2 separate regions of the Homo sapiens genome follow, and region 1 is linked to region 2. A link is a loop called in an ENCODE intact Hi-C map of the cell type or tissue named here. Cell type or tissue: pancreas. All regions are shown on one strand. Each heading gives the region's core, and the rest is flanking DNA. Links, peaks and the distances in the headings are about the cores only.

Region 1 (8,323 bases), core at 46-8,045, 240 kb after region 2:
ATTTTCAACTGTGAGGGGGTTCAGTGCCCCTAGCCCCCACATTGTTTAAGGGTCAGCTGTATTTCCATGTATTTGTAGATAAGAAAAATACAAAGCATCATTTATGTGGGTGTTAGTGGTGTACACTAATGGTATATTGGGCTGAAATTCCAATTCGATCCTTCTCGTTATTTAGCTATGCCCACTTCACACCTCCTGTCCATGCTCCCCACTGACCTGGTGACTTGGTCTCCTGCCTTCTGTCGGGCCTTGAGAACTCTGAGGTCAGACTCACTCTTGTATCTCTGTAACTGTTTTTCCCTCTGTGATTCTAATTTTTCTGGTGTGTGTGCTTGCCACTCTGTGAACACTTCCATCTAAAGTCTTGTGTCTGTATTTAGTTCTTGGAAATTCTCTGCCAACCCTTCTTCAAATATATTCTCCTACCCGGTATTCTTCCTTTCTTCCCAGGACTCCTTGGAGACGGGCAGGGGCCGTCTTGTTCCACCTTCCTCACCTCTCAACCTGCCTCCCACCTCCTTATACCCTCCTGATGCTTTCTGGGGAGTCCCTTGGTAAAATCTTCTAGCCCCTTTCAACAATTATATTTATTTAGAATTATATTACAGTTTCATACATTATATTAATGAATTCTATTCTATCTATAAATTATGTTTTTTACACCCAACATCCCCAACTGGTTTGTCATGACAGCCGCTTCTTTTGAGCTCATGTTCATTGCATGCTCCCTTACGACGAAGTCCTCTGAGGACTTTGGTCACTTGTTCTAAGTCCTGCTCTGTCTGTCTTCTATGGCACAGGTGTGTTCTTTAGGAGCTGGGCGCAACTGGGAGCTGCTCCTGCAGGCATGTTTGGGTTTTGTGTTGGGTCTGAACTGCCTGCTCTGATACCTGCTGTAGCCAGGGGCAGAGCGGCCACTGCCAGCTCAGAGGTTGCGTGCCCCTTGGGCTGGCTCAGCCCAGGGAGCAGGAGGGGGCCAGCACCACGTGGAGGCTTCCAGCTGTCCTCCACCTGTGCCATGGCCTCCCCAGCAACCTGAACCTGACCCTGTCTGTGCTCCAGGCATCCCTGTGGGTCTATATTTGCTCTGAGTCTCTCTCTTCCAGCATTTCCTGGGCTGGTTTAGGGGGAGGCTGCCAGCAGCCCTTGATGGCTCACCATTTCCTCCACCAACAGAATACGCAAAATGCAAAGGCCTCTCTTCTCTCTACCTCACCACCCTGCCTGGAGCGCCCCTCACCACCCCTCATTCTTCTGCTGACCCCCAGCGGGGTCTCCAACCTGAGTCAACCCAACCACCTGCTCCTGGGCGCCTTCACTGCCCTGGGCTTCTGCGGGCAGTGGGCGGCCCTGACCAAGGGGCCCTCACCCTTGCCTCGTCCAGCCCCCACCTCTCACTGCGCCAGCCCCCACCTGTACTCCCTACCACACACGCGTGTACCCAGACTCGCACACTCACCCTCGCACACCCACACGCACATGCATGCCTGGACACTCCCACTCGCACACCCAGGGAGGCGGTGGGGCCAGGGTCTCACTCCTCCGTACACTCCGGGACCCTCTCCTCCAGCTCCTTTAATCCATTTCCTTCCCTGCCCGTCTCTAGCACTCATGACTCTGCTTCTATCTCTTCTCTCTTCAGAAAAGGTCGGGGGATAAAAGCCTCCTCAGTCCCGCACTCCTCTCCACTCGGCTCTGGCCTCCCTGTCCCCCGCTGTGGCTGCTCCTCCCGCGGGGCCCAGCACCTGCATTCCCCGCCCTTGCAGGAGCCCGTGGTGGGCCCTGAGGGGAGCGGTTGTGAGGAATTCAGCTTTGTCACGCCTACTAATCTCAGTGCCGTTTCTCACGTGACACCCCACACAGCCCACCGCGTGCCCTGAGGAAGCCTTGGAGAACCACCGGCCATGCCCACCGTCTTGCTGGCTCACGCTTGTCTCCTCATGGAACGCTGACTGGCAAATCTGAAGGACCCTGGCCCCCCTTGTCCCTTCCTGGCCCTGATGGTGCCCTGCCCTGTGCCCCCCTCCCTTCTTGGCGTCTGAGCCCTGACCCACTTCTTGGGCCCTCCTCCAGCAGTCCTGGACCTGGCCCTTTTAGCCCTGAGCACTGAGGGGCACTCTTTGCTTTCGATGACCCCTCACTGGGGGCCCTCCAATCGGGGAGTCTCCAGCCTGGGCCCCCTGCACTTCAGCCCTGCCCTGTTCTGGACACCTCCTGTCCGCCAGCCCGGCACAGAGATGGTCAGCTTCCCATGAGGAGCAGTTGCCCACCTACAGCCACCTACCCAGATGCAGAGCCGGGACCTGGGCCAAGCCTTGCCTCACCCCAACACCATCCAGCGCCGAGTCCCTGATCCTGCCCCCTCCACACCTTTCAGGGTGTGTACTCCCCGGAAGCCCGGCTCCGACTCTGTGCCTGCATCAAAGAAGCCCCTGATGGACCCCATCTCCCCTGCCCATCGTCCTTCCAGGCATAGCCCAGGCCTGGAGCCCCCAACCTTTCCTTGGTCCACACCCCATAGGTCCAAGTCTAAGCTCCAGGTGGCTTGTCGCCATCTGAGCATCTCCCCTTAGTCCCACACCCTGCCTCCCACCAGGGGAGTAGCCGTCCCATTTGGGCTGGGATGGGCACTTTCCCAGGTAGGTTCCGGGCAGAGGGACGAGCTGGTCACCTGCAGCCTGCTCTATGCCCAGGCTGGTCTGTGGCCCCTTCAGCCTCTTCCCCTCCAGGCTGCCCATCCTACCCCAGGGCTCACTCGGGGAGCCTGCTGGGCCCTCCCAGGTGGGCCGGGGGCTCGTGTGCTCCCCTGGCTTTATCCCTTCTCTGCACAACTGTGGGCTCTGGCCCCTGCAGAGAAGGGACCATGGGCTTTATCTCTGCATCCTCATCTCATAAGTGCCTGCAGCCCCAGTGGTCTCCACTCAGAGCCCATCTGATTATCATGAAAGGGGGGCTGGCTATGGCTACACTCAACCCCCAGTCTCTCTGGGGGAGTGAGAAGGACAGAAGAGAAGCCCAATACCTTCAGGACCTGCCCTGAGTCCCCAGGCATTGTGTGGGGCTGCGTAACCAATGCAGAAAGCAGATGGGTCACCTGCCTCTCCAAAGAGCAGTAAGCACTCATTCACCCAAGCCCCAGGAGGGTGCGCCATGATGCAGCGGCCTCCCCTCTCTCCGGGACGGGAAAAGGGTGTGCATCGAAGGGCCCTGTCCTCTCCCTCCCACCCCTGGCTGGGCTGAGGATGGGGCTGCATCGGGGGCTCCTGTTCCACTGCAGTGAGTGAGCAGGGCCCCAGCAGGCCCGCAGTCAGCCCTCCAGCCATCGGCCACCGACTTTATCCATAGGAGGATGCCTCTGGCCATCCCAAGGACACTGCTCCTCTGTCCCTGCCATTGGACCACCCACCAACACCCCAGAAGCCCAAGGAGCATGTCCAGGCACTGTCACTCCTGAGCAGTGACAGAGACACAGCCCCAGGGAAGGAAGGCAGAACCTGCCCCAGGAATCTGCTCAGGATCCCGGGGTCAAGCATGGGCTGGGGGCAGGGCAGCCCCACTTGACATCCACTCAGGTGGCCACAGGGGATGCTCAGACTCCCACTGGGCAAGGCTATGAATTGCTCACCAAGCTCTCAGTGCGGTTGATACTCCTGACATAGCTCCAGGCAGGCCTCAGGTGACACTGCTGGGGGACCAGAAGATGGTGAGGGAAGCTAATATCATGTGAAGAGACAGGAAGGCACTCCGGGGTGGGTGGGCAGGAGGGCCATGCTCCGGGCCCTAGGCCCTGAGAAAAGCTTGGGCCCTCCTCACCCTGCCCTGCATGATCTCTGCCTCTGTGTCTCCCGTAAGAAGGCAATAAGACTGAAGATGAGTCTATCAGCCCAGCCATGGCTGCTCTGTGCACTGAGGCTTCCTGGCAGAGGCTGGCACCTCTCCAACCCCCTTCTGTTATGTGGTCTTGCTGAGCTCTCCTCACTGGGTCCCTTCCACAGGGAGAGGGTGGCAGCCACATGGCTCTGGACCCACCCAGGTGCCCATGCTGGGGGGCACCCTATGCAGGGGAGCACCCTATGCAGTTGAGAGCCGTATGCAGCCAAGCATCCTATGCAGCTGAGCACCCCATGCAGGCGAGCACTGTATGCAGGGGAGCACCCTATGCAGAGGAGCACCCTATGCAGCTGAGTGCCCTAGACAGGGGAGCACCATCCAGCCCCCAGGCATGGCCCTGCAGTTGGCCTCTGAGCATCTCTATTCATCCCCCAAGAACGCAAGCACCGCCCCTGGACTGAGCTGGGCAGGGCAGGGGATCCATCAGTGATCCTTGGACACAGGGCTGGTGCAGGGGGGTGCTCAGCCACAGTTTCTAGGATGAGCAAAAGGAGGAGATTAGTGCTTGGAAAGTCTTCTATTTAATTCCAACAGAGACCTCTTATCTGTCTGTCTTGTTTGTTTTTCACAACTGGCTGGGCTGTGTCCACCACCTTCATGTGTGTGTTGGGGTCTTCCAGAGGAACAGAACCTGTAGGAGACACCCAGGTCCATGGCACAGATTTGTCATGGGAACTGTCTCACAGAACTGTGGAGGCCAAGAAGTCCCAGGACCCGCTGTCTGCATGCTGGAGCCTGGGGAGCCATTGTTTGGCTTCAGTCTGAGTCCGAGGGCCTGAGAACCAGGGGAGCCCATGGTGTGAACCCCAGTCCAGGGACAGGAGAGGACCCATGCCCCAGCTCAAAGGGCAGGTGTCCTCCTTCCTTGGCCTTTCTGTTCTCTCCAGGCCGTGAGCAGAGTGGATGCTCCCCAACCGCATGGGAAGGGTCTGCATTACTCAGGCAGCTGATTCCGACACTAATCTCATCCAGAAATGTCCTCACAGACACCCGGAATCATATCTGACCTGGGCACCCCAGGGCCCCATCAGGTTGACACATAAATTAACCAGCATAACATCTTAGTTATGCCCACCTCATGCCCCATGCCTGCTGTCATGCTGGGACCTATGGGCTGTCCTGCTGAGTCAGGCACCTGAGCAGCAGGCACACGAATGACCAAAAGGACCCTCACACATCAATCTAAATGCCAGATGCAGCACCACATGTTTCAGGCTCACACAGCCCTGAAGGTTGAGGACAGCTGGCCACACAGGTCACTAGTGGGGAGCTGGGACCTGAACCCAGGCCCAGCTGGCATCCCAGCTAAAGCTCCCCACCACTGTGCAGTGACCCAAGGGATGCGCCAGCCCCAGGCGCCTTATGGCTTCCCACTGTCTCATGACAGGAGCGAGGACGCCACCGTGCCAGGCGCTGCATGGCACTGCGGTGACAGAGACCACCCCCACCCCCCATACCCCACCCCCCAAGGACTCTAACCAGCTTTCCAGCATCCTGTAGCTGGCGGGTTATATTTATTTCTGCCCTTATTTATCTGAATGAATTGGTAGCAGCTCGCAACATAACACAAATACAAGAAAACTGAAACCATCATGGCTAGACAACAGTTGTGTGTGTTTATGTAACCATATCACACAGATAACAATTTGTAGGCACATGAGCGTGTATTACACACACACGCACATACACATACACACACGAGGTCTGCCCAAATTTCCAAAAAGAATGGTGCTGGTGCAGCATCTGAACAGCTGGACAGGGGCCATCTGCATGCGATGGGAAGGCCAGGAAAGAAAACAGCAGCATGAGCCTTCAATGATTTCTTAAGGACGTGTCTCTAAATGATTTAATCCCTTCCTGAGACACTGCCCATGAATTGATGACCTCTGCTTTTCCTTTCTCTCGTCTGATGAGCAGTGACTCTTTGTGACAGGCCAGTAAATTTCTCTCATTGCTTCTGCTAAGAAATTTTTTTTGAGATGATGAGGGGAAAGTGCTTTCTTGCAAGCACTCTGCACCCCACCCCCTTCCTCTCCACAGTGGAAGGAAGGACGAGCCAGTGGCAGAGCTCCGGGGATGAGCCAAGTCCTGTTAAATTAAAACAAATGCCGGCGACTTCCCAATGGTGACTCATACACAAGGAGGCCGGAGACAGGGGACACACAGCTGGCTGCCTTCCGAACTGTGCCCAAGCCCGCCATGAAGTGGCCATGAGCGGAGCACCCCCCAGCCTCCTGCCACACCCAGAGAACCCCAAATTTCAACACTCATCTCTGAAGGGGAGAGGGGATGCTAGAAGGACCCATAAGGAACCTCAGTCCACCTCCCAGAGTCAGTGTTACAACCATCCAACAAATGCATGCCTACCGTGCATTTCTGCAGGCCAGGCACACAGCAAGCTTGTGCCTGCCAGACACCTCTACCGGGAAGTCCTCCAGGATGCACCACCAGGAAGTGCTGTGCAGAGCCCTAGAGACTGACTACAGCAGCCAGCCAGGGAAGGCTGGAGGAAGAGGGGACGGGTGCAGGATCAGGAACATCATGACAGACGAGGAAGGCACCCCGAAGGAGGGTGCAGTGGGCAGGGGGCTGAGCCCACACTGATCTGGGTACCCTGTGGGGTGGTCTGGAGACCCCAGAAGCACAGGGAGGGGACTGGGTGAGCACAGCCTCCAGTCGGGTTAGCAGCCCAGCCTCCTGTCTCTGCCTGGGTGCTGGGAAGCTGTGTCACGAAGACCCTTCCCATTGCCATCAGGGTTCAACCCACACATCCCGCCGCCTGCTCTGCCTGCCTGCGGAGAGAAGCGGGAGCCGAGGTCTCAGGTGTGGGCAGGATCTGGGACAGCCTGGATGCCTTCGGTGAGGATTCAGGGGTGGCCATCCCCTGGGGCTGAGCTGGGAACTCCCTACTGTGGCCCCTCCAGCCTGGGAGACTGGTGCAGTGCCCCCAGCCCTTCTCCAGGTGTCCGGCCACCCCCAGCTACCAAGCCTGCTGCGGAGGGGCCCTGAGTGGGAATGAAGCAAAATGCCAGTGTCCAGGCACAGACCCCCCAGTGCCCAAGACCTGTCCCGGGGAACACGTGCAGCCAGAGCAGCTCCTGAGCCTCTGGACTCGGGTGGGGGTGTGGCACTCTCCCAGGGAGGCCAGCCGGGGACTCAAGGGACATTCCCCTCCTTAGTGGAACCAGGGCCGTGACTGACTAGAAAACAGTCTGAACTTATGAGTGGATGAAAAAGAAACAAAAGTAAGATGGAAACAGGCCAGAAAGATGCTTGTATCAAATATGACAGACCAATTGCTAACATTATTATATATTAAAAATTCCCTTGCATTTTAACGAATTCAAATTCTGGATAGATAGATGCGTGATGGGTATGAATAGATCTTTCATGGGTGAAATACTAAAAGCAACGAAACCAAGACCAAAACCCAAAGTAGGGCGAACTGCTCAACCACCACAGCAGTCAAGGAAACTCAGACAGAAGGAGACGGTGCAGTTTTATACCAAACTAGTGTTACCATGGCAAAGCCAACAGCAATGAGTCTGGGTGCAGGAGCCAGGCCGGAGCAGTGTCCTGGGAGCCCATGGCCCACAGTTCACTGTATTCACAATCTGACTGGAGTGGTCATTCTACACTCAGGGGTTCGCCCATGGAAATGATTGGGAAAGAGAAGAGCTGTGTGCACTGCTAGGCTCACCATGGCACTGTCTTCATCAGTAAAAATCAGAACAGTCTATGGGAGCCCCAGCAAGAGATATAGAGGAAACCTCGAGACAGGACAAACTGTCAAGCCTCTTTCTGGCACAAGGTTAGGGGCAGAGCCCTTGAACAGAGAGACGCGTCTGATGTTGCCTGAGTGATGGGTCAAGATGGCCATAGAGCGTGACAGCAGTGGCGAGTAAGGAAGTCTTCCCCCATACACAGAAGGCTTCGCCACATCCTGTTTATTCCAGTGTCCAAGACATGGGCAGTGGCCGTGATAACACCGCAGGTGTGTGCTCCCCAGAATGTGCTCCTGGTTGCCCCCTGAGGTGCAGGGTCCTCCTCCTCCTTCCCAGCCCACACCTCGTAGCCCACATCCTTGGTAGTGGGCCCTGTCACAGCCCATCATCATCCACTCACTCTATGCCCCATCTCCTTCAGGAAAGGGTGTCCAGCCGTCAGCACCAGCGGACAAAATGTACAGAAACCAAGCGGGCTCATGCGATAAAGAAAGGAGAGACCAAGGGCTGCACCTGAGGACCAGTCCAAGGATAGTAGGCCTGGGTGGAGCATAAAACTTGGCACTGAGCTTCCTGGAAGCCAAGGTAAAAGGGGGAAAAGATCCACAACAACCCTCCTCAACCAGGACAAAAAGCCACGCTTATTTCTTGGGAAAGACCTTATCATGTGTTTGCTTAGATAAAGGTCCTGAGGACATCCCAGAGTC
Region 2 (8,323 bases), core at 205-8,204:
GCCCAGGGAGGTGGTACCTGGCTTCTCGGCCCAGCATGCCCCCTCCACGCCCCAGCAGTGTGCACACTCTGTGGAATGCATGTACCATGCATCTCTGCCTCTGGGCAGCCCTTTCTCATCTGTTCTCAGCCTGGTTTCTAAGACCATCTCCCCTGAGAGTGTAAAGGTTTCAACCTCTCAGGTTGCAGCCCAGGCTGCCCCTGCCTGGCTCTGCACCTCCACTCAGGCACCCCTTAACACGTGCCCCCTGGGCCATCTGGAATTACCTTCTCCTCCCTAAGTGTCCTGCTGGGACAGCTCTCAGCCCTTGAGCTTGCATTGCACCAGTCTCTGCTCTCACTCATTTTTATAAGACCCCCTAGGAAGCCCACCAGCCCTCAGTGGGGTAGGACCCCCAGCATCTACTGCCACACCCAAGGATGGCTCTCTAACCTCTGCCCTGCCCACTCCCCACCCCCCACTTCTCCTGGTTTCTCCTGGGGCTGCTCTGGATGGGGAGGGAATGCACACAGATGTCCCCTCCCTTCCCAAGTGAGGCTGGGCCAAAGCCAGTCCCCGCTCACATCTCCTCGCTGCAGTTGTCTGGCCTCTCCATCCGGTGGCCGGTCTTCAGAAGGTTGAAGAGCCGCTCAGGAGGAATCCCAGGATAGGGGTTTCCCCCTAGGGTCACGATCTCCCACAGCAGGACACCAAAAGACCATCTGCAGAGAGTGAAAGGACCAGTGAGTGGCTCCACCTGGCCCTCACAGAGCCCTCCGGGGGGCCCAGATATCCACCCCCACCACCAAGCACCTGCTGACCCTGTCGGCTTCAAGCACAGATGCTCACAGATGTCAGCCTGGGTCTGGCTGCTCAGATGGATGTAGCATGAAGGTGGGGAAGGGCTGCCTGCCTGCCTGGCCCCTACTCCATGAAGCTGAAGTCCTTGCCCAAGCCACTCCCATCAGAGCAGCCACACGCACAAGGGACACATGAGGCTTAAGATGAATTCATGATTAATGAATTAATGATACATTAATTAATATCATGAATTAATCTTAATAATTCTTAAGATTCTCACACTTAAAGCGGTGAGAATGCAGGCCACCAGACTCAGAGTGCCTTGTATAGTTCTTTTGCCATTTCTATGTGCTTGGAAAATTTCATAAAATCTTAGAAGGAAAAAAAGCTATAGAAAAACATTTTAACTGTGAAGGAAAACTCGCTTTGCAATGGGAACAAAATCATATCACAAAACAGCATCGCATGAGCCCATTTAGGGCAATAAAAAGCATACATGTGCACACCACGGAGCACACCAGAGGGCAGCCAGAGGTCACTGGGCGGTGTGGTCCAATGACATTCAGTCTCTTCTTTATGCTTTTCTCTGCCTTTTCCAACTAGCCTACAGTCAGCTTATATAATCGGAAAGCTGTTGTCCAATTGCTTATTCACAGCCCACAGTATTTAAGATGCACATGTTGGCCAGGCGTGGTGGCTCTCGCCTGTAATCCCAGCACTTTGGGAGGCTGAGGTGGGTGGATCATTTGAGGTCAGGATTCAAGACCAGTGTGACCAACATGGTGAAACCCTGTCCCTACCAAAAAATACAAAAAAATGAGCCAGGCGAAGTAGCACGTGCCTGTAATCCCAGCTACTCAGGAGGCTGAGGCACAGGAATCGCTTGAACCCAGGAGGTGGAGGTTGCAGTGAGCCAGGATTGCGCCACTGCACTCCAACCTGGGTGACAGAGTGAGACCCTATCCCCTCCCCCCACAAAAAAAGAGAGGCACATCACACCTCTGCTGACTGTAGAACACTTTAGAGGCAAGAATCCTGTGTTTTAAAAGTGATCAGCTCTTGTCATTGGACCTGGAAGAATGAGATTTTGGCTTCCACCTTTGAGCAGTTTGGGGCACACCAATCTATAAACTCACACAAGGCCATCTTCAGGTGGAGTCCCCAAGCTCCACTTGTGGGTGGGGGCAAGTCACTGGGTGCTCTGCCTGAGCCCAAAGCCCTACTCAGGACCACAGGAGGGTAACTGCTGGGCTGGGCCTGAGTCACCAAGGGACCCAGAGGGAGGCATGGGACTAGCAAGGGTGGGGGAGGCTGGGTTACTGGCCACCTGCTCGGCTCTCATGCTCTACCGGAGCTTTCAGAACTGCAGCCCGGCCTGGCCCAGCCATTTGCCTCACGAACACATCATGAAGGCCCCTCAGTGAGGGGGTCATTGCAGAGGGCTAGCACTGCAGACAGGTGCTCAGGGCCAGTGCAATTCCCTGGCCAAGCTGCACAGACGGGCGTCGTGGCCCCACTACATGTATAAGGGTGTTTCTGTAACCTCCACCCCAAGAGAGCAACACCCACACTTACACATCACTTTGCGTGGTGTAGATATGATCAAAAAGGGATTCAATTGCCATCCATTTAACTGGAATCCGACCCTAAAGAGAAGATGGAATAAAGACATTGAAGTTACTCTAACTCTCTAGGAAGGAGGGGTAAAGGAGAAGGCCAGGCCCTATCCCTGAGCTTTCAGTAACCAGAGGAGTGCTGTAGACACTCCTGGGCACAGAACTGGCCACACACATCTTTGAAGGGGCTGGAGCTCCAGCCTGAACCTCCTGTGGATTGCTGAGATGCTGGCGGGAGTCAGCTGCCCACCCACAGGCACACAGGGCCAGCTTGTCACATGCCACAGGCCTGCTGGTAGTGCAGAGCAGTGCTTCCCTATGCATGGGCCTGGAACTCCCCCTGCAAGATCTCCCCTGGGGTTCTGAGGGCCAATGTGTTTGGGAAACCAACATCTAGCATTTCCATGTTGGGCACTTTGCCAGCAGCTACCACACTGAAGGAGCCTTGAGGGAAGGGATTTGTCTGTGTGCCTTGGGGGAGGCTGTTTTTTCTCTCTTATTGTATTGCAGGGTGCTTTTAGCATCTCTGAATGAGTGCCCCCAGCCCCCTACATCCCTCATCAGTGCTGGGGTCTGACCTAACAAATCCTTTCCAGGGTGACTTGAGAAACAGCTTCTCCACAGACAAGCCTGAAGGTGCAAGTCCATTTTTAAAATGTGTGCCTTGGGTTGGAACACAATCTTACTGTCACTTCTTTTACTTAAACACATGAGGGATTTATGTCCTTAGTGCAGTGTGGCTGTCTTGGCAGCAGTGTGTGACAGTGTAGCCTGCACGTCTTGTATAAGAATGCCTTCAGCTTCTCTCCCTGGAGGACCAGTGCATCAACAGGAAGGCTCTGTCCACACCCTCCACAGGGCAGGGGCCAGCCCCTACCACTTCCCCCCACAGCAGTTCTGAGATCTGCTGTCACAAGGGAAACCCCAGAAGAAACGGAACAGCTCACAACCCCTGGCAACACAAATGGCTTCTCCAGACCCCTCAGAGCAAAGCTGAATCATAGGAAGTCGCCTTTTGTGGTTTTTTTTTTTCTTCTTCTTCTTTTTTGAGCAGGGTCTGCTCTGAACGTCTGGGCGGCATGGCCTTTGAGCAGCCCCTTGAACTTGCCCTGCCTGGGCTGCCACTGGGAGGCTGCAGGAGAGGGGCTGACATGGGCAGAAAAACTAAGAGGGCCAAGGCAGTTGTCCCGGGACTAGGACCATGGTAGGGAACCAGGTGTCCCCAAGGGTGCCCACTGCCTGTTTCATAGACTTGGACAAAGCTGGGCTGCGTTTCTGGATCCTGTCCAGGGGGTTCCTATGCCTCTAAACTCACCCAGCCCAGTGTCCAAGGCCCCTGTGCGGGAGAAGCCTCACTTGTAAAGCAGTTCATTCCTTTTTGCAAAGAATGACGATCCTGCTAATTTCATCCCACCCTTCTTTGAGAAAAGAGCTAAGGTCATATCAGAACGGTGACCTTTATTCTGCAGAAGAGGACTGTTAGTTCCGCAGCATGAGGTGGCCTCTGAAAAGTGCGGCAAGGGCCTCGGGTCAGTATGCTGCCAGGGAGGGGTGCCCTGGAGGCCCTGGAGGAGAAGGACATGGCAGAGGCTGAGCGGAGTTCTAATTGGGTCCTTGGGGACCCAGGGTCAGAAAGATTTGGGGTGAGGGCTATAAAAAGCTTAGAGCTCCACTAATCTTCGGTATCTTTCCTAGGCTTCCCAAGGGCACTGCCTGCCCCATGGTGCACCTGGGATCCCTGGGAGCCCCGCCTCATCCCCGGGACTGGGCACCTGGCTCCTCTTCACGTAGGAATCCTCTTCATAAACATCTCGGGACAAGCCGAAATCCGAAATCTTCATCTTCCGCCCCTCAGCTACCAGGATGTTTCTGGCTGCCAAGTCCCGATGAACGAGCTGTGAGGAAAAATAGCACGAGTCGTCAGGCCATGGCCAGGCAGCAGCGGTCACTGGCTCAGCCTGGTGTGACCAGCAGAGGGGTGGTGTGTGGCCCGGGTAGCGGCCTGGTGAGACCTGGGCCGGGGGTGTGGCATGGCAGGGGCGTGGTGGAGTCAGGGTGTGACATGGCAGGGGCGTGGTGAGCCATAGCATGGCATGCCATGGCAGGGGCATGGTGGGCTAGAGTGTGGCATGGTGGGGGAGTGGCAGGCCAGGGTGTGGGTGGCAGGGGCGTGGTGGGTCAGGGTGTGGCCTGGCCGGGGCTGGCTGGGTGCAGAGCCATATGCACGCACCTTCATCTCGGCCAGATACTGCATCCCCTGTGAGATCTGCCAGGCAAATGAGATGAGGTCGCCCATGGTGAGGGCCCGCTCATCCGGGTGGTCCAGGGAGCTGGAGTTGCGGCTGCCTCCACTGCCCAGGTAGCCAGGCCCCACTTTGCGGCTCTCGCGGAGGAAGCCCCGCAGGGAGCCGTATTTGGCGTACTCCACGATGAGGAGGAGCGGGCCTGGGGGCGGAGAGAGGGGGCCCTGGGCGTGCGGGTCAGGCAGCTTGGGTCTTCCAGGAGCCAGGGGTGGGAGGCCGCAGGGTCCCCAGGCCCGGCCACCCAATGAGTAAGGGGGTGGACACAGCCCTGCCTCAGGCAGCACTGCTGCAGCTCTGTGGAGAGCGCAGACCTTGAAGCCTCAGCTTTCTCTTGAACCACTTGCTCTCTGCCTCCTGCTGCTCGTGTGGGTGCCTCCTTCTCGAGGTGCCTGAGGCAGGCGACACTGCCCTGGGAGGCACCCCTCCCTGATGCTAGGACGCCAAGCCTTTTTGCCTCCTGGGTCCTGCCCCAGTGCAGGCTGGGGATGCTGATGGAGGCAGAGGCCTGCGCAGATGCAAGGGTTCCTGCCTGGCGCTGGGCTCTGCACACAGCCTGCTCCCTGTTCCCACCTGTCCTGTCCCAGGCCCAGCCTCCAACTCTACTGGTGCCGACCACAGTGCCTGCTGCGCACTCCCGGTGTTTGGGTTCCCTATCCCTCTCGCACACACCCACACACGCATGCTGGGAAGCCCCTGAGCAGCATGGTGGTTTGGAAAACCAACAAACCAGGCTGGTCTCCTGGGTCTTTATCTGAGAAATGGTGACAATGTTCCTGCCATGCAGGGCGGGGCTGGGGTCACCTGAGGTCACAGCACACCTGGTGCCCTGTGGTACCCAGGGTACCCTAGTACCCAGGATGCACTGTCCATTCCTAGAGCTCCCTGCCCCACGGGCCCAGCCCCGAACTGGGTGAGGACACATGGCAGTGTCACACCAGAGACCTCTGAGTAGCCCTGTGGGCCCAGGGAGTGCCGCTAGCGCGGGGCCCCTCTGATGGAAAGTGACCACTCAGCCCGTGGACTCAGCTAGACACAAGCTCCAGGCTGGGGCCTGAGCCAGGCTTCCAGAAAGAGGGAGAACAGGAAACAGGGCAGGAGCAGTAGGGAAAGGGAGAAAGAGGGAGAACAGGGCTGTATGGAGCCCCCAGCCTGGGTGCAGTGGCTGCCCACCTCACCCTGCAGCTGGCCTTACCATCCTGGCTGCAGGCCCCATACAATTTGATGACATGTGGGTGGTTGACCTGCTTCAGGACGTTGAACTCTGACAGCAGGTCTCGCAGCTCACTCGGGGAGGCGTTCTCTGAAATGCAGCACAGAGCAGGTTGCAAACGATCGCTCCTGGAAGCCCCTTCCATGACCATACCAGGTCAGGATGGACCTGCATCGCCTTGCCCAAGTTCAGACAGAGAGGCCTGCAAAGACGATGCTGCTTGAGGCTTCTCCCAGCCTTTGGGATCAGTGGACAGGGGCCTCATCCACCCTGAGGAAGAAGCACCCTGAGGAGCCAGCAACCACACATGCCGGATCTTTCCCCAGAGTGTCCCAGGGCTGGGCCACCTGTGTATGTGGCATTATGTTCCTGTAGTCATTGTCTTTAGAAGACAGTCGTCCACAGAAATTCCCCGCATTAATCATTCTGGAAAGGTGAGGGGTACCCACACACCCACTTGTCGGGAGAGGCCCTGGAGAAGGTGGAGAGCCATAAAGGAGGTCCACACACCGCGACCAGGCTCCCCATTTCCCGCTCCTGTCTGAGATGGCCAGCCTGGAGCCCAGGCATCTCCTGTGCTGCTGATGTATCCGTCACACACACGTCAGCAGCTCACACTCCGTTAGTTACCAAGAAGACCCACATTAGCACCTGAGATAAAGCAGTGTTACCAGTGCACTGCACACCTGACATTCTGGCTTATTCTTAATGAATAGCATGATTCCCCAGAGAGTCTAACTGTAGAGGCATGATGGAAACAGGACGAGGCACCACAGGGATCACCTGCCCAGCACATGCGTCCCGATGGTGGCCAGAGCTGTGCTGGAATGCCCAGCAGGTGCCTGGGCCTGAAGGTATTCCAAGAGTCAGAACACATGGCTAAGCCATCCCTCCCAGGTCAGCTGTCCCACTGCCCAGCTGTGCCGTGCCACCTCCTCTGTCCTGAAAGGTTGTCTGGAAGGGAGAGGACAGTTGGGAGTTGGGGCCCCAGGACCCCTTGGACCAGGTGTGGGCAGCCTGGGGCTGTGCATGGCTGCAATGGAAATCCAAGGGTCTCCCTGTGCCCCTGGAGAGTCCGGGGTTTTACTGGCTTGGAGGTGAACCCAGTCTGGGGCTGGGTAGGCATCTGGAAGCACCCTGTGCTGTGCAGCCCCCGACTACTGCAGATAATTGTTATGTACACCAACCACTCTCCCTCACCGCCATTCAGCCTGGCTGTTCACAGGGCTGGGGCCTGGCCACAGAAGAGGGGGCTACTCAGTGCAGTCGCATGCCTGTGTGGGTAGGTGCATGTGCCCATCGAGAGCCAAACTTGTGGCATGACTGGGCATGCAGGCCAGACAGGCCCATGGGGGTCTCTTGAGATTGAGGGCCAGTCCTTACTGGTGGTCTCTTCACCAAGACCCCAGGAGACACTGGGCTGAGAGGAATGAATGGGGCAGACTGGAGTGAAGACAGCTGTCAGCTCAAAATCAAAGGGCTTTTTAAATGTTTAAAGCTTAGATCTTCAGTGGCACTGGCACAGCAACACCTCTAGAGCCTTCCAGGGAGAGCAAAGTCCTCGCTCTGCTTCTCTAGGCCCAAGTGGCCCATGGTAGGGGTCCCCCAACTGCAGCCGCTCTAGAACAGCATTGGGGGCTCTTCAGGGTCCCATGCTGGGCAGGAGGGGCCTCACCCGCCCCCCGCCCCGGAGACTCCCCCAGGGGCACTGTGCCTGTGCCTGGCAGGTACCTTTCAGCATCTTCACGGCCACCGTGGTGTACCCTGCTCTGCCTTTCAGATGGAAGGCCGTTGCCTTGACCACTTTTCCAAATTCGCCTTCTCCTAGAGTTTTTCCAAGAACCAAGTTCTTCCGAGGGAATTCCCACTTTGGATCCTCCTATGTTGGAAATGAGGGAAGGGGGAGAAGAGGGGGGAAAAGTGTGAGGATGACAGGGGAGGAAGAAGGCAAGACCCTTAAAGGAGGCCCCATGGACAAGTTCCAATGTGCAGAGAACCGGCTGTCATCTGAGCCAGCGGCAACGCTGCCTGTCTCTGCCCTGGGCAGGACCCCACAGCCAGGCCCCTGAAAGCTGCTACATGACAGGTGTGGTCACAGCATGGCTTGGACTCAGTACTTCGACCCTCTCTGGTTCCTGGTCTACTGTCTCCCCTGACCCCTGCCCCAGGACTAAATGAGCACCAGGCCCAGCCCAGGACCTCTGACTACAGTGGAAGTGTCCAGGACAACTTCTCTACATAGCCACCCCTGCAAAGAAAGGCGCCACCATGTTCCGCCTCAGAGTGTGGAAGCACTGCTCCTCAAGGGCTGCCACTGGCCCTCACGCACCCGCTCACCCTGCCTGCTGGCACTACCACCCTGCCCTCCCACCAAAGTTCTATCCACACATTGGGCCCACTTGGGACTGCTCCGG

Evidence for each region. A loop is a pair of places that touch in the nucleus more often than their neighbours do. Peaks named below come from ENCODE experiments on the same cell type or tissue, not always from the same donor. Only the 100,000 strongest peaks of a DNase experiment are listed, where the experiment ranks them.
Region 1: a loop joins it to region 2, with 2.6 times the contacts of the local background. A loop is called at or near these places in 99 of 110 quality-filtered maps.

Annotation. Positions count from the first base shown.
Region 1 is chr10:42,873,561-42,881,883 of GRCh38, reverse strand. LINC02623 (long intergenic non-protein coding RNA 2623) reads right to left here. Exons shown (of 2, transcript NR_134479.1): 2 at 7,824-8,323. Among named protein-coding and RNA genes, the nearest start is that of LINC02623, 6.2 kb to the right of the region's middle. RefSeq lists enhancers at 2,913-3,413, 6,622-7,350. In pancreas, for the core only: no CTCF peak of the experiment used is centred there; DNase peaks (open chromatin) are centred at 3,233 and 6,761.
Region 2 is chr10:43,116,049-43,124,371 of GRCh38, reverse strand. It overlaps RET (ret proto-oncogene), which reads right to left. Exons shown (of 20, transcript NM_020975.6): 12 at 7,641-7,788; 13 at 5,892-5,999; 14 at 4,627-4,841; 15 at 4,169-4,291; 16 at 2,356-2,426; 17 at 564-701. Among named protein-coding and RNA genes, the nearest start is that of CSGALNACT2-DT, 18 kb to the left of the region's middle. RefSeq lists enhancers at 2,317-2,366, 3,117-3,236, 3,347-3,406, 3,417-3,676. In pancreas, for the core only: no CTCF peak of the experiment used is centred there; DNase peaks (open chromatin) are centred at 4,641, 4,821 and 5,251.